Linked DNA regions of Mus musculus: regions 1, 3 and 4 are each linked to region 2. Evidence: chromatin loops called from intact Hi-C (ENCODE). Cell type or tissue: left cerebral cortex. All regions are shown on one strand. Each heading gives the region's core, and the rest is flanking DNA. Links, peaks and the distances in the headings are about the cores only.

Evidence for each region. Hi-C counts contacts between places; a loop is a spot of excess contacts. Peaks named below come from ENCODE experiments on the same cell type or tissue, not always from the same donor. Only the 100,000 strongest peaks of a DNase experiment are listed, where the experiment ranks them.
Region 1: a loop joins it to region 2, with 2.1 times the contacts of the local background. A loop is called at or near these places in 2 of 42 quality-filtered maps.
Region 3: a loop joins it to region 2, with 2.1 times the contacts of the local background. A loop is called at or near these places in 9 of 42 quality-filtered maps.
Region 4: a loop joins it to region 2, with 1.9 times the contacts of the local background. A loop is called at or near these places in 9 of 42 quality-filtered maps.

Annotation. Positions count from the first base shown.
Region 1 is chr14:31,041,401-31,047,464 of GRCm38, forward strand. Pbrm1 (polybromo 1) reads left to right here. Exons shown (of 33, transcript NM_001081251.1): 10 at 3,224-3,309; 11 at 3,930-4,025; 12 at 4,932-5,023. Among named protein-coding and RNA genes, the nearest start is that of Pbrm1, 25 kb to the left of the region's middle. In left cerebral cortex, for the core only: no CTCF peak of the experiment used is centred there; no DNase peak of the experiment used is centred there.
Region 2 is chr14:31,181,839-31,187,902 of GRCm38, forward strand. It overlaps Nisch (nischarin), which reads right to left. Exons shown (of 21, transcript NM_022656.2): 9 at 5,812-5,880; 10 at 5,221-5,406; 11 at 4,921-5,049; 12 at 3,474-3,587; 13 at 3,104-3,212. Among named protein-coding and RNA genes, the nearest start is that of Stab1, 16 kb to the left of the region's middle. In left cerebral cortex, for the core only: no CTCF peak of the experiment used is centred there; a DNase peak (open chromatin) is centred at 3,001; H3K27ac peaks cover 251 bases.
Region 3 is chr14:31,023,069-31,029,132 of GRCm38, forward strand. It overlaps Pbrm1 (polybromo 1), which reads left to right. Exons shown (of 33, transcript NM_001081251.1): 3 at 2,430-2,582; 4 at 4,380-4,477. The coding sequence starts at 2,445. Among named protein-coding and RNA genes, the nearest start is that of Pbrm1, 7.0 kb to the left of the region's middle. In left cerebral cortex, for the core only: a CTCF peak has its summit at 2,924 (motif pointing left); no DNase peak of the experiment used is centred there.
Region 4 is chr14:31,016,325-31,022,388 of GRCm38, forward strand. Gnl3 (guanine nucleotide binding protein-like 3 (nucleolar)) reads right to left here and starts at 2,807. Exons shown (of 15, transcript NM_153547.6): 1 at 2,605-2,807; 2 at 1,484-1,542; 3 at 952-1,089; 4 at 733-843; 5 at 503-583; 6 at 1-130. The coding sequence starts at 2,617. It overlaps Pbrm1 (polybromo 1), which reads left to right and starts at 2,814. Exons shown (of 33, transcript NM_001081251.1): 1 at 2,814-2,969. RefSeq lists an enhancer at 3,517-3,545. In left cerebral cortex, for the core only: CTCF peaks have their summits at 1,674 (motif pointing right) and 2,803; DNase peaks (open chromatin) are centred at 1,766, 2,763 and 3,115; H3K4me3 peaks cover 2,412 bases; H3K27ac peaks cover 1,153 bases.

The DNA of each region.
Region 1 (6,064 bases), core at 1,358-5,357, 140 kb before region 2:
GTTGATTTTAAAATACATTCTCCCATTCTCTTGTCTTTTTACTTCAGAGAAATTTATTTTGACATTATTAATTTTGTTGAATTCTAGTTTATTTATTTTTTATTCTTTTTTTTCTCTCAGATTTTAGCTACCATAGCAAGAAAAGTGTTACCCAATCCAAGGTCAAAAATATTTCCACCTATATTTTCTTAAGAATTTTATAGTGGTGGCACACGCCTTTAATCCCAGTACATGGGAGGCAGAGGCAGGCAGATTTCTGAGTTTGAGGCCAGCCTGGACTACAGAGTAAGTGCCAGGACAGCCAGGGCTACACAGAGAAACCCTGTCTCAACCACCACCACCCCCTTCCCAAAAATAAGGGAGAAAAAAAAAAGAATTTTATAGTTTTAGGTCTTATATTTTGATCTTGAATCTAAGTTGAATTAGTTTTTGTATATGTTAAGTAGTAATCCAAATACATTATTTTACATGGATTGTTATCCCAGCACTACTTTACAAGTTATTATTTCTTTATTGAATTGTGTTGGCATCCTTGTTGAAAATGAATTAACCATAAATACAAAGGTTTATTCCTGTATTCTTGTCTTCTGTTCATTTAAGCATTTAGCTTTTTGTAAGTATTTAGTCCTTAAACTTAGTAAATATAGAAAGCATCCTTTGAAATGTATATAATATAAAATAACTGATTCCTTTGCAGTTGTCACTTGGAAGCTTTCTAGTCTAATAATGACTAGTTGATTGTAGCAATGTCTTTGCTTAATCATTGAGAATTGAGGAAAGAGTACTCAGAAAGTCTTTTGCTAGTAAAATCATTACATTTTCTGAATGCAGGCCAAAAATACTGAAAATTGATGTTGGTACTTAATATAAACTTTTATTTGTACTTATTTGGTACTGAATTTACTTCTGTGCCATGTTTTAATTTTGTTTGGAATATCTTTGTCTTCTGTGCAGCCTCCTCTGCATAGGGGTAGTTTGGTTCTTCCCAATGAGGATCTTGTCTTCTGTGGCAGGGGAAGCTCAGGCATGGCTAGTCCACCACAGACAGTCTCTCCTCTCTGTAAATCCATCTGGGGTGCTTTGTTCACCTGCATTTGTTCAGTGTCTACAGACTCTATATCTAAACCCTTAGTTCAACATTACTCTCTTATTTTTAAGCATGTGCAGCAAAACTTAAGCACTTTTTGGGGGATTATTCATCTTGTGCCCCATTATTTGGCCTGGGCATACCTACTGGCTCCACCATCATACTGCTGGGATGGCACACATTGCTTCTTTAAAGTTACATCTTTCAGGTACTTAGTGGCTTTTCAGATATGTATATCCCCCATAGCCTGGGCAGTTTCACAGGTGTCCCCCTCCTCACCCCCAAGTGTGCTATGTAAGGGAGGTAGTATCTGTAACATTGTTTCCTTTTATTATTTTATTTTATACCTGTGTTTTGCCTGTGTGTATTTACACCATGTACCTACCATGCCTGGGGAGTCCAGAGAGGACAATGGAACCTCTGGAACTGGAGTTACACACCGATAGTTATGAGCTGCCACGTGGGTGCTGGGAATCAAACCCAGGGCCTTTGGAAGCACATCCAGTACTCTTAACTGCTAGGCTATCTCTCCAGCCCTTCATGGGTATCTCTAAAATAAACATGAAAATCTGAACCTCTTGGTTTTTATGATTTTGTAGGGCTTTCTCTGTCGAGAGCGTAGTAAGCCATGTTTACAACTTACCCATCTCAGACTGCTTTTCTTTTTTTTTGTTTGGTTTTTCGAGACAAGGTTTCTCTGTATAGCTCTGGCTGTCCTGGAACTCACTTTGTAGACCAGGCCGGCCTCGAACTCAGAAATCCACCTGCCTCTGCCTCCCAAGTGCTGGGATTAAAGGCATGCGCCACCACACCCGGCTTCAGTCTGCTTTTCTTTTGCATTTTTTAAAAAAAAAGAAATTTGGGTGAAGTTGGGTATAGTAGTGCACACCTTTAATCCCAGCACTCCAAAGGCACAAGCAGAAGGAATCTGTGACTTCAAAGCCAGTTTGGTCTACATAGAAAATTCTATGCTATCTATGCTAGAGATCCAGACCTATATAGAAAGAACCTGATGGGGGAGGGAGAAAGAGAGGGGAGAGGGATACTTGAGTGAGAATCAGTAATGAATTAGGAAGTCCTTAAAATCTTACTTTGTGAAAGGACATTTTAGTGATACATAGTACTGTTTGCTAGGATAATTTTTTAAAAATTATTCAAATTATTTTCCGTGAATTAAGCTGTTTTTATATATTCATTTATTTTTTATGAAGCAAAGTTGGAGTTTATTGAGAATAAAGTTTTAATATTACAGGGATAATTGCAAAGATATATGGTAGAGAAAGGAGAGTAAGTACCCAAGAACATGGGTCTGTGCTTCTCAACAGAGAGTCAACCTGAACTAAGTCTTAAAGCAAAGGAAACTTTGGATCTAATGTGATAAGTTGCTATTAATTTAAGCAAGTACACTTGTGTGCATTTTTTTGCATTTTTGAAAAGGTAATTTATAAGATACATTAATCGCTTCTTTAAAAGACCTAGTTATAGAATCATTACATAGTACAGGTATTTAGGATGGAACCTTCTTAACAATTGTTTTATAGATCAGACAGAGAGAGAGATGATAGATATAGATAGATACATACATACATACATACATACATACATACATACAGATAGATAAGAGTAGAGACAGATTTAAAATTGAAGAATTACATCTTTATTTGCATTTTTAGATAATTTTATACAAATAGAATTCATTATATTTTGTTATTAAATCTAGTGTGCCCCTTAATTGCTAAATTATAAAAGAACCAGCAGCCTTTTAAACTTGTACTTAACTAGCGATAACTTTTGAAGATAATTTAGAAGTTTCTGGGAAGGTATTTAGGGATGCAGGTTTACAGCTAGTGAATAGAAATCGGTGCCAAATGAAAGAATAACATGAAAGCCAGCATGGGTCAGGATAGTGTTCACTCTTATCCTGCACCAGTTTGTTTGTTTGCTTGTTTATCCTTTGTTTGTTTATTCATTTTGGGTGCGTGAAGACCTAAATATATGGCGGTAAGAGGACAATGTCTCTGTCTACCATATGGGCTTTAGTGATGGAACTCGGGTCATCAGACTTGGGGAGAAGTGCTTCTACCCACTGAGCCATCTACTGAGTCTTTTCTAAGCAAAGTCATTTTATCTTGCTAGGATGCCAATTCGATTAAAAAAATATTTTATATGAAAAAGGCAGAAATTGAACATCATGAAATGACTAAATCAAGTCTTCGAATAAGGTAAGTTTAAGATATCTTAAGAGCCTTGTGCCTGTTTGCTGAACTTTTAGCTAGTAAAATTAATACAGTAGAAAGTAAGATTAATTTATAGTTGATATATGATTCTGAAAACAGCAAAAGAAGTGTTTTTAGCTGTTTCATTGTAGCTGAAGAAAGTTATTTGAAAAGATGATGGACATAAATATTGTATATTATATATAATACTATGTATTTATATTTGTAATAGGACATTTAGTCAGAAGATCTCAAGTGTCATTCTGGCTTTTCTTTCATTAGGACTGTCTTTGAACAGGTCTTAGTTCTGGGATTCCATTTCCTGTTAAATGAAATGGGAACATTGAGTGCTTTCACAGCTTTCTTCCAGCTCTTGTGTTTGTTTCAATACGGTGTCTTCTGACTTTGTAGTAAACATAGTGCATGAAGATTAGTCCTGCCCATTTCTTTAGTGTCCCAGATCTTGACACAGAACTTGCTGCATAATAGAAGCTCAGAAATAGTTTATTACTCCTCTTAACAGAATATAGTTGTTTCCTTTTTTTTCCCCCCAACATTCTGATTTTTAGTTATTCAGTCCATAAGGTTTTTTTTTATTTTATTTTATTTATTTTATCTTTGGATAGGACTGCATCAAATTTGGCTGCAGCCAGGCTGACAGGTCCTTCGCACAATAAAAGCAGCCTTGGTGAAGAAAGAAACCCCACTAGCAAGTATTACCGGTGAGAGTCAGAGGGTGTAGTCTGAAAGCTGATTCATGCTTATGACAATAGGCATGTTAGCCAGAGGCGATCTTAAAGTATTATCTTTAGGTTTTAAGGAGGATGTGCCAAGTACTTAAAAAGATTGAGGCAAGAGCTGAGCATAGTGATGTATACCCGTAATTCCAGCAGTTGAAAAACTGAGGCAGGAAGATTGTCAGTTCAAGGCCAGTCTGGGTTATATAGCAAAATCCTGTCAAAAAGTAACCACACGTAAGTTAAGGTTCTATGGTAGACCTTTCCTCACCTCACAGATAGCACTTAAGCATTATTAAGTAGTGTTTAACGTTACAAATAAGATGTGGTATTTTTATAATAGAACCTGTTACTGAAAATTCGAGTGTTTTAGACGACAATAATGAAACCCTTACTTTACATAAAATATGGAGTAGTGTACCTCATTTAAGTGAAAAACAAATTGTAGTAGTCTACTCTATCTCTCTGCTACCATTTTCTCCTTTTTAAGGTTTTATGTATATGAGTGTTTTGCCTGCATGTATGTCTGTGCACTATGTGAGTACAGTGCCTGTGGAGGCCAGATATGACTTCAGTGTCATATCTATTGACACTGAAGTTACAGATAACTGTGAGCTGCCCTTTGGGTGCTAAGAATCACACTCAGTCTCTCTGGATGGGCAGTCAGTGTTCTTAACTGCTGAGCCATCGCTTCAGCCTCAACTTTTCTTTTTTGAGAAGAACAAAAATCTCACTTTTCTTTGCTAAGACTATGAGGAGTATTATATATTAAGGAGGCAGTTAATAGGAATTATTTTTCCTTGTATTAGCACATTTTAACTGTTCCTATGTCATTAAGGTATGCAAATCATAACAGTGTTCTGTTTTCTAATTGCTTGTTTTTCTTTATAGTAATAAAAGAGCAGTCCAAGGGGGTCGCTTGTCAGCAATTACCATGGCACTTCAGTATGGATCAGAGAGTGAAGAGGACGCTGCTTTAGCTGGTAGGCATTTTTAGATTGAGGTCCTTCTGGCTGAGGGAAATTGCACCAACTTTGGTCTTGGAGTTGGTTAGTTTTTTTAAGAAATGTTATTTTGTTGCATTGATGCAATCTTGGGTAAATAAATTGTCAAAGGCAAATTGTTCTCTGTTAATGAACATAATTGGATAAACAGAAAATGCGAACATAAAAGAGTAGATAAAGATATATATCAGGTAAGAGGCTAGAGAAACTGCTCAACCATGATAGGGGTTCAGTTTCCACCATCTACATGGCACCTAACAACCCTTTGTAACTCGAGTTCCAAGAGACCTGGCACCCTTTCCTGGCTTCTGTAGGCACTGCATGCATATGCTGTACAGGCACAAGCACTCACATAAAATAAAAAGAACTTTATTTTTTTTAAACAATGTATCAGGCGAATAATAACCAAGAAGAAATAAATCACCAAAGAGTAAAGACTAGCTGTAGCTATATTGACTTCTGATAAAGTTAGCTCTCACGTACAGATAGTGACAGATAACATTAGGTCACAGTGATAAAGGTTTGTTTCCTTGCAAAGGTGTAATATAAGAGCTCCAAGTATGAAAAACAACAACAAAACATATGGATCTTTGTGTGAAACTTGAAAATACTGTCTTTGGAAGTTAAAGGGCCCCTCTCACAGTCACTAAATGAGCAGATGGTAGCTGTGGATTCATTAACTATGGCACTAGCAGTGTACTAGGCATTGAACCCAGGGCTACATTCATCCTAGACTAAGCGCCAACACTGAGCAGCATCCCCAGCCCTTGTACAGACTTCTTTGTATTACTTTGCTTCCTATTGTTGAAGCAAGTTACCATATTTTTACTGATTTAGAGCAACATTATTTTATTTTCTTGTAGTTGTGGAGCTCGGGTATCTAAAGTCAAGGTGGTGAGTAGGCCACTAAGATATAGGAAAATCCATTCCTCCATTTCTCTGGCTTCTAGAGGCCTCCTGTATGTCCTTTGGTTCATAGTCCCTTCTTCCAAGTTCACAATGTAGCCTTGGTATTTATTA
Region 2 (6,064 bases), core at 828-4,827:
TTATGAATAGCCCGTCTGGAGCCATTACTGCATTCCAGTTTGCCACTGGTTAAAGGGGAAGCTCTTCCCCAACCCCAACCCCTGACTTTAAAAACAACAACAAACAGCAAAAACAACAACCAACGCGTTTCAAATTGCTGCTAGCTGGTCTAGAAGAGCCATCCCTCCACAGACTGGCTTTGTTACTCAACAGCCACCATGGCCCAATTAAATGACTGTACTCCCAAGAGCCCCCCAGATATCCCATTCAGCTGGACTGCTACCTACAACAGGACAACTCCCAAGGTGCAGGTTCTCTGCTCAAGCCCAGATACCCCACGAAGCGGCAGAGGCTGCGGGGCAGGAAGGCGGTAAGCACAGACATGCATGAAGCGTCCCAGGCTCTGCGGATGTCACTCGCCCTTGCTGCTGAAATGTCTTAACCCAACCCAGCTTTCAAGATTCATCTTTGATACCACTCTGCTGCAGTCCTAAAAGTATTCCCAAACTGTTCTACCTCGTTCTTCCATAGGCACAAAGCCTTATGTCCCCAAGTAGCTCCATGTTCTTGGAGGGACTGTCCTGAAACCCCAACTCAGGCTACAGGAAGCAGCCCCTACCGACTAATCCTGCTTAGCCTCGGCAGTGCCAAGCGCTTCCCCACCATCAGCTCACGCGCACCTCTCGTTATTTACCACATTTCATCAAATCTAAGGTGTGTGGATAAGGTGCCATCCTGGTCATAGCCGATGTCCACAGAAGGTATTCCCACGGCTCCATCACGATTACCAGCTGGCTGACAGCAACTAGGGGACGCCACTGACTGAAAGACGCATCTCAATTTCAGAGAAGTCACAGGGTGGAATGTGTGCATCTTAGAATCGATGAAGTTAGGATGTATCCACTCTGTGGTTGAGAAAACAGCTTCCAAGAGGCTACAAGTTGCTTAGGATCTCAGGGCCAGGAACTCAGCTGCCTGTGTCTAATCACGTCTACAGCACAGCCTTCTCTCAGCCCCCAGACAGGGCTGGGCAATGAACTTTGGCACTTTGGACACTGACCCTGTCAATCTTCCACTGCTCTCACAGCTGAGATGACCAGAGGACTGGGGTTCCCCAGCAGCACCCACCTCAGGCAGGCCTTGAGTGGCCAGGGTAGGTGAGTAACACTGTTCTCACACAGAAAAATCCCTGTGCACCCAGGCCAGCTCCAGTAACACATGGCCAAACACACATACATGTGGGTGCCTCACATTTGTGAGGGAAGAAAAAAAAATCAGTATTTTCTTGCCACTACCCCCATCCCCCACCCCCAGCCTTGTTTGGGCATGAGGAAATGCAGACAGGACAATCTGTCCACTTCCTTCCTGGACCATGGCCTGTACAAACAAGTGGTTAGAAAGGGCCACTCAGCAGATGGGATAGGGGACACCAGGAGTCCTCAGACAGGGGTCTGACCTTTGTCATTTCTCGCCCAAAGGAAAAAGATGTGCACACACAGACATCCACTGTAGTTTTATTTACAAGAGGTGTAGATATGGGACAACATCTCTCAGTGCCCAATGACTTGGGGGCAGGGGAAGGGCAGACTACAAAGCACCCAGGGGTAAAAGGGCAGCAAGGAAGGGGTAGATGAGGCTTGCCCCAGGCTGCTGCAGAGACTTCAATACCACAAGGTACAGTGGCTGCTGGCAGCTGTGGCCTGGAGGAGACACCCATTCCTCCTGCCTAGCCAGGACCTGCTCTTGGCCAACTTGCTCTTCACTTGCTTGTTCATGCATGCACACAGCACCCATGCATCCATGCATGCACACAGCACCCATGCACTCACACACACACACACACGCACTGATTTAACAAATGGTAGAACAGGCTTCGTCCTGGACCGACTGCCCTGTCCCCAGAAGTCTATGGCTGCATGCTTTCTATGTGGTATCAATACTGTGGGGAGCTGAAGAGAGGTCAGGGAAACTTCCTCACAGACTCAAACTTTCTTCCTCTTTTATGGAAAAAAAAAAATCAAAACTTTCGTCAAAAGTTTGACAAAGCTAATGGGTAAATGTGCTGTCACCTAGCTCTACCGTTCTGCTTTCATGATTTCTCTTCTGTACATCACAGCTGTGACTTCAGGCTGTGGTGCTCTGGGCTTTTGCCGCAACATAAGCCAAGCGCTGTGTTTTTTGCAGCTCAGTCCTCTCTCCCTCACAGGACTGTTGTAGAGGGTTCTGGGACGTAGCTGCCTTTCACTGCCCTTCTGGTGTGCATACCACAGTTTGGTGCTGCTAGTGGGGAGAACTTCCCTTTCCTCAGTATCTTAGCCCTCTCTAGAGAAGTTTCCTCCAGTGGGGTCACCAGATTAAGGAGTAGAAATATATTTCTGGCTCTTAAAACCTAGGGCCAAACTAGTTTCCCAAGACCTCACACCAAGTTCTGCGTCTCCAGGAGCCTGGGCGGGTGGCGTTCTTTCCTGTGTCCCGAGCCTCAGCTCCACTTGGGACGGCATACCTGCCCCTCTTCCGTCGGGGCCAGGCCGGCAGCCACGCTCATGCCACCTGGTTCACTCACTCATCTCCGAGGATGCCTGGGTTCAGAGGTGAAAGCCCTTTGAAAATTCTCGCAGACAATGGGCAGGTGAAAAGGACTGTTCGTCCACAGGTCCATGGGGACAGGCAGCCCACCTTGGTCCCATAAATGCAGTACTTTGGGGTTTGGCCATACCTGAGTGCCACAGAGGCATCACAACACTAAAGCTCTGTATACAGGGGTCAAGGGCTCTAAATAAGGCCTGTCTTTCTAGAAGCTGACCTGCCCATGATGGCCACAGGGGAATAGATCCCTCTGAGTCAACAGCTGAGTCTGCTTAGTTCTCTCCAACACCCGATATCCTATAGGAACTGACGTGACATAAGGGACGGGGGTCCTCACTAAGCAAACAACGGTGCTGAAATCAGGCCAGGCACCTCCCTGCCACGTGCCACCCAAGGAGCCAGCCTGCAAAAAGTGCCACCCTCCCCGTGCCTGAGCCTGCAGGAAGCAGGTGCCAGCATTTCTCTCACTCACAGCCCTGCCTACGATCCAGGCAGAGCTGAGCAACTCCACTGGGAGCAAGACCTGCTTGTGATTACCTTGGTTGGAGAGGATCGGCTGAGGCAGGGAGGCTGAGGCGGGAGCTGCAGGAGGGGAGCCGCCGGGTCTGATGCAGGGTGCAGGCGGGAGCCGGAAGTCCTCACCAGCCTGAGGAAGAGTATGGAGTTAGCCCAGGAGGGGAAAGAGCGGGAAGAACAGACCCGCCTCAGCCAGGGATGCCCAGGAAGAGCTCACCGGTCTCACATAGAAAGCACCATTATTACTACACCATAGCACTCCCAGTCTAAGGTTCCACAGGCAGGGGTAGGGCCGGGCACGGGCACTAATGCTCAGAGATCCCCGAGGGATCCCATGGCTCAGTTTCCCCAAGAAAAGCGCCATCCTTAGCTGAATCCTTAAAATTCTCACCTTCTTTTCTGTGTTGCTCAGTTTGGACTTGACATCTTTGGCTTTCTGAATTGCCTTCAGCACTTCCACAGTGTCCAGCTCTTTCTCTGTGGTTGCGACATCATCTAGACAAATCTATAGAGTCCAGAAAGTAGCTTACAGTATGGAGAAGGCAGGAGTCCCATTCTGGGTAAGCAGGGAGAGCTGTAGGCTGGCATGCAGGCAGAATGGCCACATGAAGGACACCCCAAAGCACAAGACAGGTACAGACACTATGGAGCTGGGAAGGCTTTCCAGCTCTGGAGTCACAAAAGGAAAAACAGCTTTTTGTCGTCTCCCCTCCCCCCATCTCCTGCTTTCTCTTTTTCCCTCCTTTTTCTTTTCTTTCTTTCTTTCTTTCTTTCTTTCTTTCTTTCTTTCTTTCTTTCTTTCATTCATTCATTCATTCATTCGAGATAGGGTCTCACTTTGTCAGCAGGCTGGCCTTGAACTCATGGGCAACCCTCTTGCCTCGGACCCTGAGTTCCTGAATTACAGGTATAAGCAATCATCTCCAGCAAGAGATGCCATCTTATAATAACTGTCTAGGGACAATGTGGACAAAATGACACCTGGTGGGGACAGAGAAGTCTGGAGAGAGAGGCAAACAGACTCTTGGTGTCTTCTGGCCTGGGATCTGAAGAAAATGGGTTCTAAGGACTGTGAGAGAATGGGAATGGAAACGAGGCCCACTGGAGGCTGAGGGGAAGGAGCACACCTGGGTAAGGACCTACTTGGTTAGCATGGTGGCGCCTGTCCAGTCAGAGCCAGTAGGAGCAGACAGACTGGACTGATCCAGTAAAGAAAAAAAAAATCTCAAGACTTGTAGTCATGCACCAGTGACCAGTGTAGTCAGGACCCAAGCAACTGATAATTTTAGGCATCTCACATAAATTAAATAAAAAGCCTACATATAATTTTAGACATCTTAGTCTAGGCCCCTTACCTAAAATATCCAATGTAATTTTTATCATTGTTTTATCTGTTGTTTTTTGACATAGGATTTCTCTGTGTAGCCCTACCTGTCCTAGAACTTGCTCTGTAGATTAGACTGGCCTTGAACTCACAGAGATCTGCTTGTCTCTGCCTCCTGAGTTCTGAGATTAAAGGTGTGAACCACCACTGCTCAGCTTCCAATGTAGTTTTTAAAAGTTGGAAACAATCTTTCTGTGCCCATGTGTTCCTGAAACCCTCCAAGCTTGAAGTCCTGGCACCCATGAAGCCTGCCAGGGAATAAAGAGCGCCAGGAGAGAGGTGGGGTCTGCAGGGGTACTCCCACGGGGAGCAGGGGACTGCAGCCCTGAAGAGCAGACGTCCCTCAGAAGAAGACAAGGACAGAGTGGACAGCCTTACCTCGATCTGCCTTTGCAGACAGACTGGGTTTTCCTTGCCAGTCTCTCTGGGCTCTGCTACTGCTTCTGGGGCTTACCTCAGAGGCTCGTTCTCCAAACTGGGAAAGCACCTTGGTCCGGTAGTCAGGGATGATGCTCAAAGGGTTGTTCAGCAAGGTCAAACGCTCCAGACATGGCAGGCTGCCAATGCTCTTGACCTCATCCAACTGCAAGACATGAGTGCCATTTGGCCCTGCCTTCTAACACCTCAGCAACAGACTACACATTTAATGGCTGCTTTTGAGTGAACACAATTCTACTAGTTTTCTTTTCTTTAAAATAATAAACAACAAGGTCTAGCAACCCTAGATCCTGAGGCCCTCAGGATTGGGGCTTACCTGCTCAATCCGGTTGTCTCGTAGGTCCACATTAACCAAGGAGTAGAGTTTGTGCAGACCGCTCAGACTCTCTAAGAAGTTGCCTGCCAGGTTTAGGGTTTTGACATTGCCCAGTTTAGTGTGCACGCCTTCCAGGGAGGAGAGCTTGTTGTAGGACAGGTCAAGGTGCACGAGGTTGTATAGGTGCTGTAGCAGCAGGAGAAACAGGGTGGCAGCAGAGGTTAGTCCTCCAGGGAGGTCACTGTGCCCTTTAGAGCAGTTAGAGACCAGTCTATGAGGCAGCTCTGTAAGTGCTCTGACAAGGCTGAGAAAGGAAGGCCCTCTTCCCTCTTTCCCATGATATAACCTGCTGGCATCCCCTGCAGACAGGTTAGGGGTGAGCACTGAAGATCTGCCTTTCTGTCATCATCACGCTCGGTTTGCATGCACTCAGCTTTACTGACACTTGGGGGCTAGAGCAGCAGTCAATGCATCCTTGGAAGCCCATGCTCACCACGCTCTAGTGGCTCACCACCCCCAGGGGCACAGTGCTTCTCCAGCCTCTGGGCCCACCTAGAGAGCAAGTCCTGGAGAGCTGTGGGCAGACATTACCTGCAGGTTATCCACAACTCGCAGTCCATTGTGACTCAGGTCCAGGTACTCTATCTTTGGGATCAGTTTCTTATGAAAGAAAAGAATGTTTATCATTAATCAAGGAGGCTGGCCCAGACACAGTTCACGTACGTGGTGGCTGAACATGCATTTCCAGCCGGCACACTTTCTCCCTGACCCCTCCCACTGTCCCATCAGCAGAAATCCAAAAGAACCCACAATTTGGATAGAACAAGTGGCTTAAGTAATATGA
Region 3 (6,064 bases), core at 1,275-5,274, 160 kb before region 2:
CTGAATAGACTAACTGAATAAGCCCTCCCTTCTCTCACGGGCTTCAGTTGGCCTGCAGACATAATGAGGAGATTGGCTTTTCGAGGCGCTGGTTGTGCTCTGGTAAAGCTGGTAAATTACTGATCATCTTCACCCTTTCCTGTTTCTGTCGTTCTTTACCTTTTCCCTTCAGCATTCTGAATTTTATAGTATTTCTTCCCATCTGAGTCCCTCCTGTGTTTATCAGAGTGTTTCCAAGGATTAGTCCTTAACTTCATTAAATTGTGGCATTGTGGCCAGTTAGCAGTCTTTTATAACAACAACAGTACCTAAGTGTTCTTGACTTAAGGTTTTAGAAGCTGTTAACCACTTTTAGTCAATTTCAAACTAATATACTTGGTAATAAACCAAAGCCTAGAGGAAGGAACATGATCACTGTGGGTTCTGTTTTAAACAGTGTGTGGACTTTATAGTTCAAAGCAAGAGACAGAAGACTCCTCTTGTTTCTTAGTTGCTCAACGGATTTTTTTGTTTGTTTGTTTTGTTCTTGCTTTCTATTTCCTGGAGATCCCCAGTTTTCTCTCTGTAATACTGGCAGCCACTGGTCTACTGTTGTTTATTTAGTGAAACTAATAAAGTCTATTGTTACTTTTAGCTTTAGGAAAGTCCTTTGAAATTACAATGCACTATTTGATACTACTGTTAAACTATATAAGCATTGTAGGACTTCCTTGGGTTTATACCCTTTAACTGTAGTAATTTATTTCTGTGGTTGCATTTCTTATAGCCAAATGCGTATATTGTAAAGTTAAAAAGTAGTTTATTTTTATTTTTTTATTTGAGGTAGTATGTAGCCCTGGCTGACCTAGATGTCAGTATGTACACCATTCTGGCCTTGAGCACACAGAGATTCCCCCTGCCTCTGCCTTTCTTGTCAAGTGCTGGGGTTAAAGGCTTGCACCACTGCACCTATCAAAGAATAGTGTCTTATAGGATTAGGAAGGTATCTCAGTGGTTAAAGTTCTTGTGCAAAAATGAGGCTCTGACTTTGGATCCCCAGCACCCACATAAAAGCCATGTGTGGGTGGTAGGGTCTGTAGCCCCTCACTGGAGGAACAGATAAGTAGGTCTCAGGCACTGACTGACTAGATATTCTCCAGGGTTAGGGGAAAGTGCTAAATGGAGACATCCAACATCAACTTATGTCCTGCACACACAGCGACAGACAGGCACACACACAGAGTTCCTTTTGTATTAATGATAGGGCTCAGTGTTGGAGCACTTTCCTATCATGTGAAAGGTACTACATTCAGCCCCTAGTACTGCAAATAACAATAAAAATGCTGAAGTCAGCAGACAAACAAAAATATCAGTCAAGCTAACAACAAGTGTTTGTGTTTCTAAATGTCTACACATTCGTTACCCAAGAACCCATGTGTATAGCATGTTCTTCCAGATCGTCTAATTCTAATAAGACTTAAAGCTATTTTCCAAAATCTGTGAGTATAGTGGACATCTCTTACTGAAAGGAAAGACTTAATAGAAGAGTTCAGTGTACAAGTTGCTATTTCTTCCCAGATAAAACAAAACTTACATTGTTTCACAGAGGTATTTTTATGAATTCTGCTTTAAGAGGATAATTCATTTTCAAGGTGTTAATTTTAGGGTACTTCTCCAGTGCTAAGAAGTTTACTGCTCCATCCCCTTTGCTTCAGATACTGCTTCTTAGTTTCATTTTCTACACTGTGGCCCACTGAGGTATTAGTTACATTCAGGAAAGCAGCTGAAGTTACTAACCCTTGGTAATGACCTTAGAGTCCCCATGTGTACCTGGGCCTCAGGGTCTTAGGGACCAGTGCTTCCAGTGCACTATTGAAGACTAGAGGACTAGAAGGATGGCTCAGTGTTTAAGTGCTGGCTGCTCTTCCAGAGAACCTGGGGCTATTGCCCAGCACCTACTTGGCAGCCTACAACCATTTGTATCTCCAGTTGCAGGAGATCTGATACATTCTTCTGATCTTCTCTAGCATCAGGCACACATGTGGTGCACAGATACTTACACAGGCAAAACACCTGTACACATAAAAAATAATACTTTTTTTAAAAAATGACTATACATGAATTAGGAAGCCACATTCCAAGATAAATCTGGAGCAAGAAATGGCTAATTTAGAATTATTGACATACAAATGTGTATACTTCTGCCAAATTTATCCTATCAGAGTTTGATGGTACAGCATTCTGATAAGTAAAAGGCTAAAAAATCATTGAGGTCTAGCACTTAAATTAACAAAAGAACTTAAAGCTAGTTCAATTCCTCTGGGGGGAAAAAAAAAAAACTCTATCAGCTATCTTAAATGAATGAGAAGTTTGGTGATATGTGCCCTGCTAAGAGTTTGTTGACATTGTTAAAGATTAAATATAAGAACTTGGCTAATTATTTCTTACAGAAGAAGTTGGATTCCATGGGTTCCAAGAGAAGAAGAGCCACCTCTCCTTCCAGCAGTGTCAGTGGAGACTTTGATGACGGGCACCATTCTGTGCCTACACCAGGCCCAAGCAGGAAAAGGAGAAGACTGTCCAATCTTCCAACTGTAGATCCTGTAAGTATCTAAGTCATGGCTTCTGCCCAATTTCCCATGGTAATCCTACTCTTCCTTCTTTGAAGCAGTTGAACATCTACATGGCCTCCCCCCCCCCCAACTGGTTTGATAGGTATATAGAAGTATATTTATAGCCTCAAGTCTTAACAGTAATGGTATCATTTAATATTTTGAAGTTAAAATATTAGTGCGTTGTGTTATATATTTGTTCAACAAAAAAATATGTGGTTAGGGGCTAGAGAGATGGCTCATCAGTTAAGAGCTTTGGCTACTCTTCCAGAAATTCTGAGTTCAATTCCCAGCAACCACGTGATGACTCACAACCATCTGTGATGGGATCTGGTGCCCTCTTCTGGCATGCAGGTGTACATGCAGATAGAACACTCCTACATTAAATAAATAAATGTTAAAAAAAGGAGGAGTGGGTGGGTATATGGTGAGCACTGAATATATATGCTGTGGCCAGTATAGAGGGGAGTGGGCAACTTGAGGGAGTCAAGTCGTCATCTTTTGCCATGTGGGTTCTAGCAACCAGCTCAGGTAAGGGTTGGCAGCAAGTTGTGAGCACTGTTCAAGTTATTGAGATATGACTATATTTGAGGCTATCTCCATTTTCACATGAAGCATAGATTCCAATAAAGTACTGGCACCTAGTAGGAAGTTCTAAGAAGAAGAGTATGTCACGTGGGAAAAGAGGAATTAGTGAGTTAGCTTAGTAGGTTAATGTGCGTGCTTGAGTGCATAGTCCTCTTGTCTTAGACTCTCAGTACTAGAATTAAAGTTGTGTTTCCCTAATGCCCAGCTTAGGTGGCTTTATTTTTATTTACGTTTCAAATGTTACCCCTTTCCCGGTTTCCCCTCTACAAGCCCCCTATCCCATACCCCTCCCCCTTAGGTGGCTTTTTAAAAATTATTTTTTAAATTTTTTTATGAGTATGAATTTTTTGCCTGTATGTAAAGGCATTGTGTTCTTGGAGACCAAAAGAGGGTGTCAGACACCCTAGACCTCAAGCTGTAGGCAGTTATGAGCTGCCATGTAGGTCCTGGAAGTCAAACTCAGGTCCTTTGAAAGAGTGGCTAGAATTCTTAACCAGGGAGATATCTCTCTAGCTCCAGCTTTCCTTTTTTATTTTTTGTAGATTTACTTACTTTATGTATGTGAATACATGACACACCAGAAGAGGGCATAGGATCCCATTACAAATGGTTGCAAGCCACCAGGTGGTTGCTGAGAATTGAACTCAGGACCTCTGGAAGAGCAGTCAGCACTCTTAACTGCTGAGCCATCTCTCCAGACCCCCAAACTTTTATTTTTTTAAGTTAGATTATTTTTAAGCAGGAGAGTTATATAAGCCAATAAGCTGATTTAGTTTAAAAGAAAGTCAGAATCAGACATGGTAATGATCTGTGATCTTAGTACCAGGAAATGAAGGTGGGGGACACAGATCTAATAAAAGTTACAAAAACTTGAGAGTATTTTCTGTTAGTTTATTTATATAATTATTTTGGTGTTTTGAGGCAGGGTCTTACTATATAGATAGCCCTCGCTGGCCTACAACTCACTCTGTAGACCAGGTTGGCCTTAAATTGGAGCTACCTCCTACTTCTGCCTCCCATACATTATTTAAAAACTATGTCCTCTCAGCATGTAGCAGACTGGGGACCCCATTGGGTACTTTGGAGGTTTTCCTTTTCTTCTCTATTTTCCTTTTCTGGAGATGTTTTTAATAAAGAATTGTTGATAGGCCTTCATTGGATGTTGTTTGGTGATTCTTTTTCTTTTCTTCCTTTGTGTAGATTGCTGTGTGCCATGAACTCTATAACACCATCCGAGACTATAAGGATGAACAGGGCAGACTCCTCTGTGAGCTGTTCATTAGGGCTCCAAAGCGGAGGTGAGGTGGGAAACTTAGATAAGTGGGAAGAATTTTTGTTTGTTTTGTTTTGTTTTGTTTTTTGAGACAGGGTTTCTCTGTGTAGCCCTGGCTGTCCTGGAATTCACTTTGTAGACCAGCCTGGCCTCGAACTCAGAAATCCGCCTGCCTCTGCCTCTCAAGCGCTGGAATCAAAGGCGTGCGCCACCACTGCCTGGCAATTGGGAAGATTTGACACGGGGTCTAAAGTTAGGGTGTTTGGTAATTATTTTTTCATAAGGAGTGGGTTAAGTCTGGGGTTCAATTTTAGTCTTTTTTTTTATTTTTAATCTTAATTTCAGTTTTATTCATCAAGATACTTATTTGCGTGTGTGTGTGTGTATGCTACATTGCGTATATGGAGTTGTTGCAGGAGTTGATTTTCATGGTTTTTAATGTATGTAGATTCAGAGATCTTTGCAAATGTATTTATTTATAAGCATATCTGTATTCCCTAGCTCTTTCCACTGACACAGCATGAAATGAGCATATACAGCACTCAGCAGAGACTGGGATGATCCTGGAGAACTCTTTGGTGTCAGGAAATAATCAAGTACATGGAAAGTGATGGGAACATGTTAGAACAACATAGAAAATAGATACTGTCAGCTGAGACTGGGGCAGGTGGATCATGATTGGGAGGCCTACCTGAGCTACATAGTAGATTCTAGGTCAGCTTGGATTATATAGTGAAGCCCTGTCTCAAAACATGAAAAATTAAAACAAAATATAGAAGTACACTAACAGAACACCCACTCGCTAGACATTGAAGCAGTTTGGTAATAACATAGGCTGTATGTGATGGCATTGAGAGGTGGGTAGATATGTGTGAATTCAAGACCAGCCTGGCCTACATAGTGAGATTCAGAACAGCCAGGATTACCTAGTTGCGACCCTGTCTCAAAAATAATAATCATTGCTATCATTATAACCTTTAACCCATTTGGTAAAGTAGTAACTCAGGAACCCATATGAAAATAAAAAATGAATAAATTGAAAGTATGGCAAGAATGGGCTTTCTGACTGTATTTCCCTGTTTAAATGAAACAGTAGAGAAACCTAGCAAACACTGCCATGATCAAATGATCAGAGGTAACCTTATCAGATTAATAAAATAAGACAGAACCATGTGTAAGCTGGTAAAATTGTGAGTATTGCCACATCATCTCTACTACACTCTGTTCTGTAAAGAACAGGGCTTTATTTTCAAAGGAAGCCAGAAGAAGCATTCCAGTTGAGTAATGCTTTACAAAATAACTAGCCTGTAATCTTCAAAAATATATGAAAATCAAGGAAAGCTGAGTAGTTATTTAGAATGAAAGAAACTAAGAAAATACAATGAAAGCAGGATTTCTGTACTCAATTTTTTTCACTGTGAAGGACAAGATTGGAATAGCTGGCAGAATATAAATAGAATAAACAGATAAGATGGTACCATAGCCAAGTTTGTCTCCTGGTTTTGAATAGTGGTCCCTTGATTGTATGAAATCAGTACTCATCCGGGCGTGGTGGCGCACCCCTTTAGTCCCAGCACTTGGGAGGCAGAGGCAGGCAGATTTCTGAGTTCGA
Region 4 (6,064 bases), core at 1,242-5,241, 170 kb before region 2:
ACTTATTTAATACAAGTATCAGCTTCTTACTCCCACTCTGGATAACAGCTTCTTCTATCTGAGGACACCTGCAACCAAGAGGATCTCTGGCATCCAAAACTTCTAACACAATGTCTGAGGCTTCAATCACCTGTCAAGTAAGAAACCATCAGAGCAGCAGTCCTTACTGAGTAGCACCCTCAACACTGACAGTGAATCCAGAAGATAGGATCTCCTGTATGCATTTCACTATCAAGTATGTTGACTGTTAAGTCTGGACATATAATCTACCCAATTGAGTCCTTAGGTTAACAGGCCTTTTTAGAAGGCAGGTAGGTGAGCTTGGGAAATGCATGCCTGAAATGGGGAGCTCTAGCAAGCAAGCACATTGGGAATCCACTGCCCACCCTTTAGACTCTGACTTCAACAGCGTTCTAAGAATTCCCTCTTTACAAAGCAGCTGTCAAGGACTAAGTTTTCAAAAATCTTAGATCATTTTTGACACTAACCTATACTAAGGTACCTTTTTAAGTTCCTGGCAATGTAACTTCTTTGGATTCTGTTTGCCTGCTTTGGCTTTCTTTCTTTTGGGCTCGTCAGATTCCTAAAAGGAAGAAAAATTAGAAACAGCAGTTGTTACCAGTATATCAACATTTCCCACAGATCACTACAGGCAATATATTTTAAATGGATGAGAAAGCCTACGTTTTGTTACTCCCAAGGAACGCAAGTTTTAAGGAAAGATAACCTTACCTCCCTAGTTTCCACATTAGACTGCTCATCACCAGGGCTAACTTCAAGTTTTCTTTTCCTTTCTTGCTCTTTTTGCCTATCAAGTTTCTGCTGCTGTTTTAGTTCTTCAAGCTGTGTCAGAGACGTGAAAGAGAGGAATGAGCGAGTGACTGGTGGCAGTGTATTGCTTTGGAAACCACATATATCATTCTACTGGAGCTTTCAGCCAGCAAAAATTACCTGCTGTTTCCTTAGTTCAGCTTCACGAAGAAGAGCCTCTTTAAAGGGAGCACTATTTGGAACACCTGGGTCCTTCCTAGGCTTCTTGTGACCCCGTTTTTTAGCTTCCTTCCTTAATTTTCGATGATGTTCTCGGACCTATTAAAAACAGCTCTATGAGGTCGGAAGGCACTTGCCTTGGTTCAATCCTCAGTATTAATACAAAAGAAACAACTCGCCCTACAAAAATACATAAGCACTGAGAACTTAGGGAACAAGCCAGCCTATCCGCAATTTATAATGGATGTGAAGCACCCTAGAAAAGCAGAACTTCAACTGGAACTATACAGGGAATTAACATGTACACAAAAAACAGAAAAGTGTTGCAGCTCTCTGTAAAGATGCCAGTGTGCTAGCTTGAGGCTTTCGTTTACCCTGTACTTTCCCACAGCTGCAGTCTGTCCAATCCTATACCATGACAAGAGCCTTCCCCACAGAGATGAAGAAAGCCATGTTAGCACCCCACTTGCTATGGGCCTCACAGAACACTTACCTTTTTTTGAATTTTATATCGCTTATGGCAGGTCATACGTTTACTCGCTTTCTTTAACTCTGCCAAAACAAAGAAAGAGAAAGACTGCACACATGAGCAGTGAGTGTTTTAAATTTCTCACATCACCTATATGGATGTTTTGCCCTCTCTTGTCAGCAGACCAACCACGTGCATGTAGTGTTCTTGCAAAGGAAGCCACAAGAGGGCTTCATCACTTGTCCTTCTACAGACAGCATGGAGCTGCCACGTGGGCTGGGACAACCCTGGGTCTTCACTCCATACCCAAAATGTTTCATTTACTTATTTTGTGTGTAGGTCTGAAAGCAATTTCCAGGAGTCAGTTCTACCTATCATATGAGTTTGAACTCTTGACAGTAAGGCTTAGTGGCAAGTGTTTATAGCCATATTCCTGGCCCTCAAGAGATTGTTTTATCAGGCCATGGGGGCCTACAACAATAAGGCTATCCCGGGCAACATAGATCTTGCCTCAACCGTCCCTGCAAAGTTATGCAGGGTATTTAATGGAAATCACACCACAACGCCAGTCAATTCGACTCGGTGGACCCACAATGGAAGCAGCTTCTAGAGGAAAGCACTACAAATATCAAGGTTTCTTTCTTTATTTTTATTTTTTCGAGACAGGGTTTCTCTGTGTAGCCCTGGCTGTCCTGGTAGACCAGGCTGGCCTCGATCTCAGAAATTCGCCTGCCTCTGCCTCCCAAGTGCTGGGATTAAAGGCGTGCGCCAACACGGCCAGGCTCTTTTTTTAATTTTTAAGCCATGGTTTCAGTATACAGCCCAGGCTGGCTGCAAACTTTCTATCTTACTGCGTCATCCTTCGTGTACATGATTAGGGCGCGTGCCACCAAGGCCGAAAGACCATGGTTCTGAATAGTTCTAGGAAAACGGCAGGCTCGAAAAGAGGCTCAAACACGTTAATCACAGAAATCTGGCTCGGTTTTCCTCTCAAGGGCTTAGCTCTCCTGCTATACAACAGGCCAAATTTGGGTCTGGGCCTTCTAAGCATCAGATCTACGCGGAACTCATCAATGGCCTATGGAGAGTCCTCTCCCTCCAGCCACAAAGCACCACCCGCGCGTTTCGCTCCCGACCCCACTCACTAGGCCTCTTCATCCTGGCCGCGGACGCTTCAGGAGCAGAGGAGGTCTCGGGATCACCACGACTTCTCGGGCGCCACGTGCGAACTGGAACTGCGGTTCAACGTCACGCGCTCCAGGACCTGCCGGAAAGTGTGTCGGGGCCGGGCCGAGTGCGCGCGCACACACATACACTGTCGCGCCGAGCCGGGCTCGCCTGGCGGCCACAGGTTGGATTTACGGCAGCACTGGGAGGGGTGAGGGCGGTGAGGGCGGCGGGTGCCGGAGAGACGGCCGCGGCCAGAGGAGCGCTAGCAGCCGTGGCGGCCACGGGGCGGGGCTCGGCGGTCGGGGACCGCAGCCGGGGCTGCAGGCGGCGGAGCGGCGGGGTAAGGCCGGGCCCGGGGCGGGCGGGGCCGCCCCTCCTCGGCCGGCTGCCGGGCCTTTGTGTCGGCCCGGGCGGGCGGGCGGGCGGGCGGGAGTCGCGGCGGAGGCCCCGCCCCGTGGTGCGGACGCGCTGGTCGGGCAGGGCGCGGGGCGGGGCGCGGCACGGCACGGCGGCGGGGCCTCGGGACAGGGCCCAGCAGCCCGGCCGCACCTGCCGCCGGGACAAAGGCAGAGCAGGGCCCGGAAACTCCCTTCGCTGCTCTTTCCCGCCCGTCGCGGGCCGCCTTCAAAGCTGTCAACGTTTCCTTTAGCCCCAGAACCAGTGACAGGTCGGGCGAACTCTTCTTTTCCTCCGCCTCTCAAGGCCTCTTTTTTTTTTTTTTTTTTTTTTTTTTTTTTTTTTTTTTTTTGGTTTCTTGTGCGTTCGGCAAAAAACTCCCTATTGAGTTTTTGTTTTTGTTTTTTTCTTTCCCAATGATCGCCCAAACGGAATATTTTTTTGTTTTTGTCAGAGAGACTTACTTATTTACAGGCTAGGTACTTAAGCTTCTCATTTGTACCGTCACGACGAGTTGAGTTTTTGTAAACTGTATTTTCTGGTTTTAAAAGTATTTTCCGTTTCAAAATTTTGTTTTCTGAAGAAGTGAGTCTTATTTTAAGAAAATTTGATATCAAAGGGGGGACAAAAATATAAAATTCCTGGAAAACAAATGACAAATACACAATAGACCGGATGTAGGAATTCGAGGACTAACTATAGAAGCGTATGGTGGAATATGCTATCTTAATCCAAACTTTTCAAAACTTACTGTAGGAGCCAGGCACAGTAGAAAACACCTGTTCTAGCTCTTGAGTTGGGAGTATCGCAAGTTCCAGTGTACTTGGGTTACATAGTGAGACCTGCCATTAAAACAAAAAAGTGGTTATACGTTTCTTTCTTAACCCATTTGGTAGTAGGCTTTTCCCCCCAAAGTAATTCAGAAGCATATTGGATTCCAGATGTTGAGGAACATAGCTTTTGCTTTAGTAGTTTTTAAGATCCAAAATGAAAGATTGGAAAGTATCCTCGTTTATCTTTGAAGTGGCCTTACTTTGCTGCTAGATTTACCTCAGACTTCTGGATCACCCGCCTCAGTCTCCTGAATGCTGGGTTTACAGGCGTGTGCCACTGCTGGAGGGTGGGGGAAGTGAGGATAGTAACTGCTGAAGACATGTTTGGGATTAAAACAGTAACACCTGTATGTGCAGATGCACCTTAGAGTGTGAAACGTAGCTCAAGTACTAGTGCATTCCCCAAATCCCCATGCTATAGACCCGTCTAGTAGACTGTTAGGAAGACATCAGACATCATGAAAGAGAGTGCTGACTTGGTTACCTCTTCATTTTTATATCACTCCATTTATGGGAAAGATAGTTGGGTTGAACTGTAGTTGAGTTGGTAGAGAATCTGGTATATTTGTGAAGCACTGGGTTCAGGTCCGTATACTACATAAACTGGACATGGTGGTACATGCTATCCCAGCATTTAGCATGTGGAGGCAGGAGGCTCAGAAATTCAAGCCCTGAGTTCAAGACTAATATGGTATGGATGAGACCCTGTTGCAAAAAGAAAAGGAGAGAAAACAACAACAACAAAAGATAACATAAGGAGTAGGTAAATATTAAAGGCTCTGAGTGGCAGTGGTGAAGGTGGTTTTCCTGTGAGAAGTAGGATGGTAATTGCCTACTTATTACCACAATTTTTGTTTTAAGTATTTGTTACAATGCTGAATATTACTAAAAAACACAGAATACTAAAAGTATGTTGTCAGGTATTTGGCTATACTAGGTACTTACACAGTTCCATATTTTTTTTTTAATATTTATTTTATGTATATGAGTATACCATAGCTGTCTTCAGACACACCAGAAGAGGGCATCAGTTCCCATTACAGATGGTTGTGAGCCACCATGTGGTTGCTGGAAATTGAACTCAGGACCTCTGGAAGAGCAGTTAGTGCTCTTAACTGCTGAGCCATCTCTCCAGCCCCCACAGTTCCATATTCTTAAGTACTCTTTAAAAGACTTACTTGGTATATGTATGCCTGTGTCTGTAGAGGCTAGAGATCCATGGCATTGTTTTTCTATTGTTTGTTTTTTTTTAATTTATATTAAGATCTATTCATTTTTATCTTATGTGTGTGGATGTTTTGTCTCCATGTATGGCTGTGCCTCAAGAAATCAGAAGAGGGTCCCCTGGAACTGGAGTTACAGATGGTTATGGCTGCCATGTGGGTGCTAGAAATCTAATTCAAGCCCTATAGAAGAGTAGCCAGTGCTCTTGACCTCTGAGCCATCTCTCCAGGGCTACCTTATTTTTGAAGACAAATTCTCTCATTATATACCTGGAGTTTGCTGGGGTTTGACTAGGCTGATCGCCAGCAAACCCCAGTGATCTTAATGTCTTTACACCTCCTCTGTACCTTCAGTGATGGGGTCAGAGGGCCACACAGTTGTGCCTAGCTTTTGTTGTGGGTCCTGGGGATCTGAACTCAGGCCCTCATGCTTGCATGGCAAGTACTTTGATTTTCCTCTTCCCAGACTTCTGAAGTATTTATTGTGCACTGGGAGTATCCAGATTCATTGTCAGACACTTGCATTTTTTACTGTAAATAAGGCCATCCTAACATCTGAAATTAAACCCCAGAATCATTTGTTTTCTGCTTATGGATAAAGAAATAATGAAGTAGTACTTAGAGACTGTTTTTAAATTATGCAAAATTTTGTTTTTCTGCCTCCCAAGTGCTGGGATTAAAGGCATGTACACCACGCTCGGCCTGTTTCCACTTTCTTAATGGTAGTATTCCATGTGTGTACCACCATGCCCAGTTCCACGTGGTGCTGGGATTGAACCTGGGGCCTTCCAATCTGCTAGGCAACCACTCTTCCAACTTAGCTATTGCTAGCCCTTGTTTGCATTTGAAGATAAAGAAACTGATCTGAGTTGTAGTTTGGCTAGCATCATACAGATAACTAGAGTGGAAGGTCTGACTCCTAAGTGTGGATCGATTATTTCACATTACAAGTTAAAAGGTATATACTTCGGATAAGAAAATAT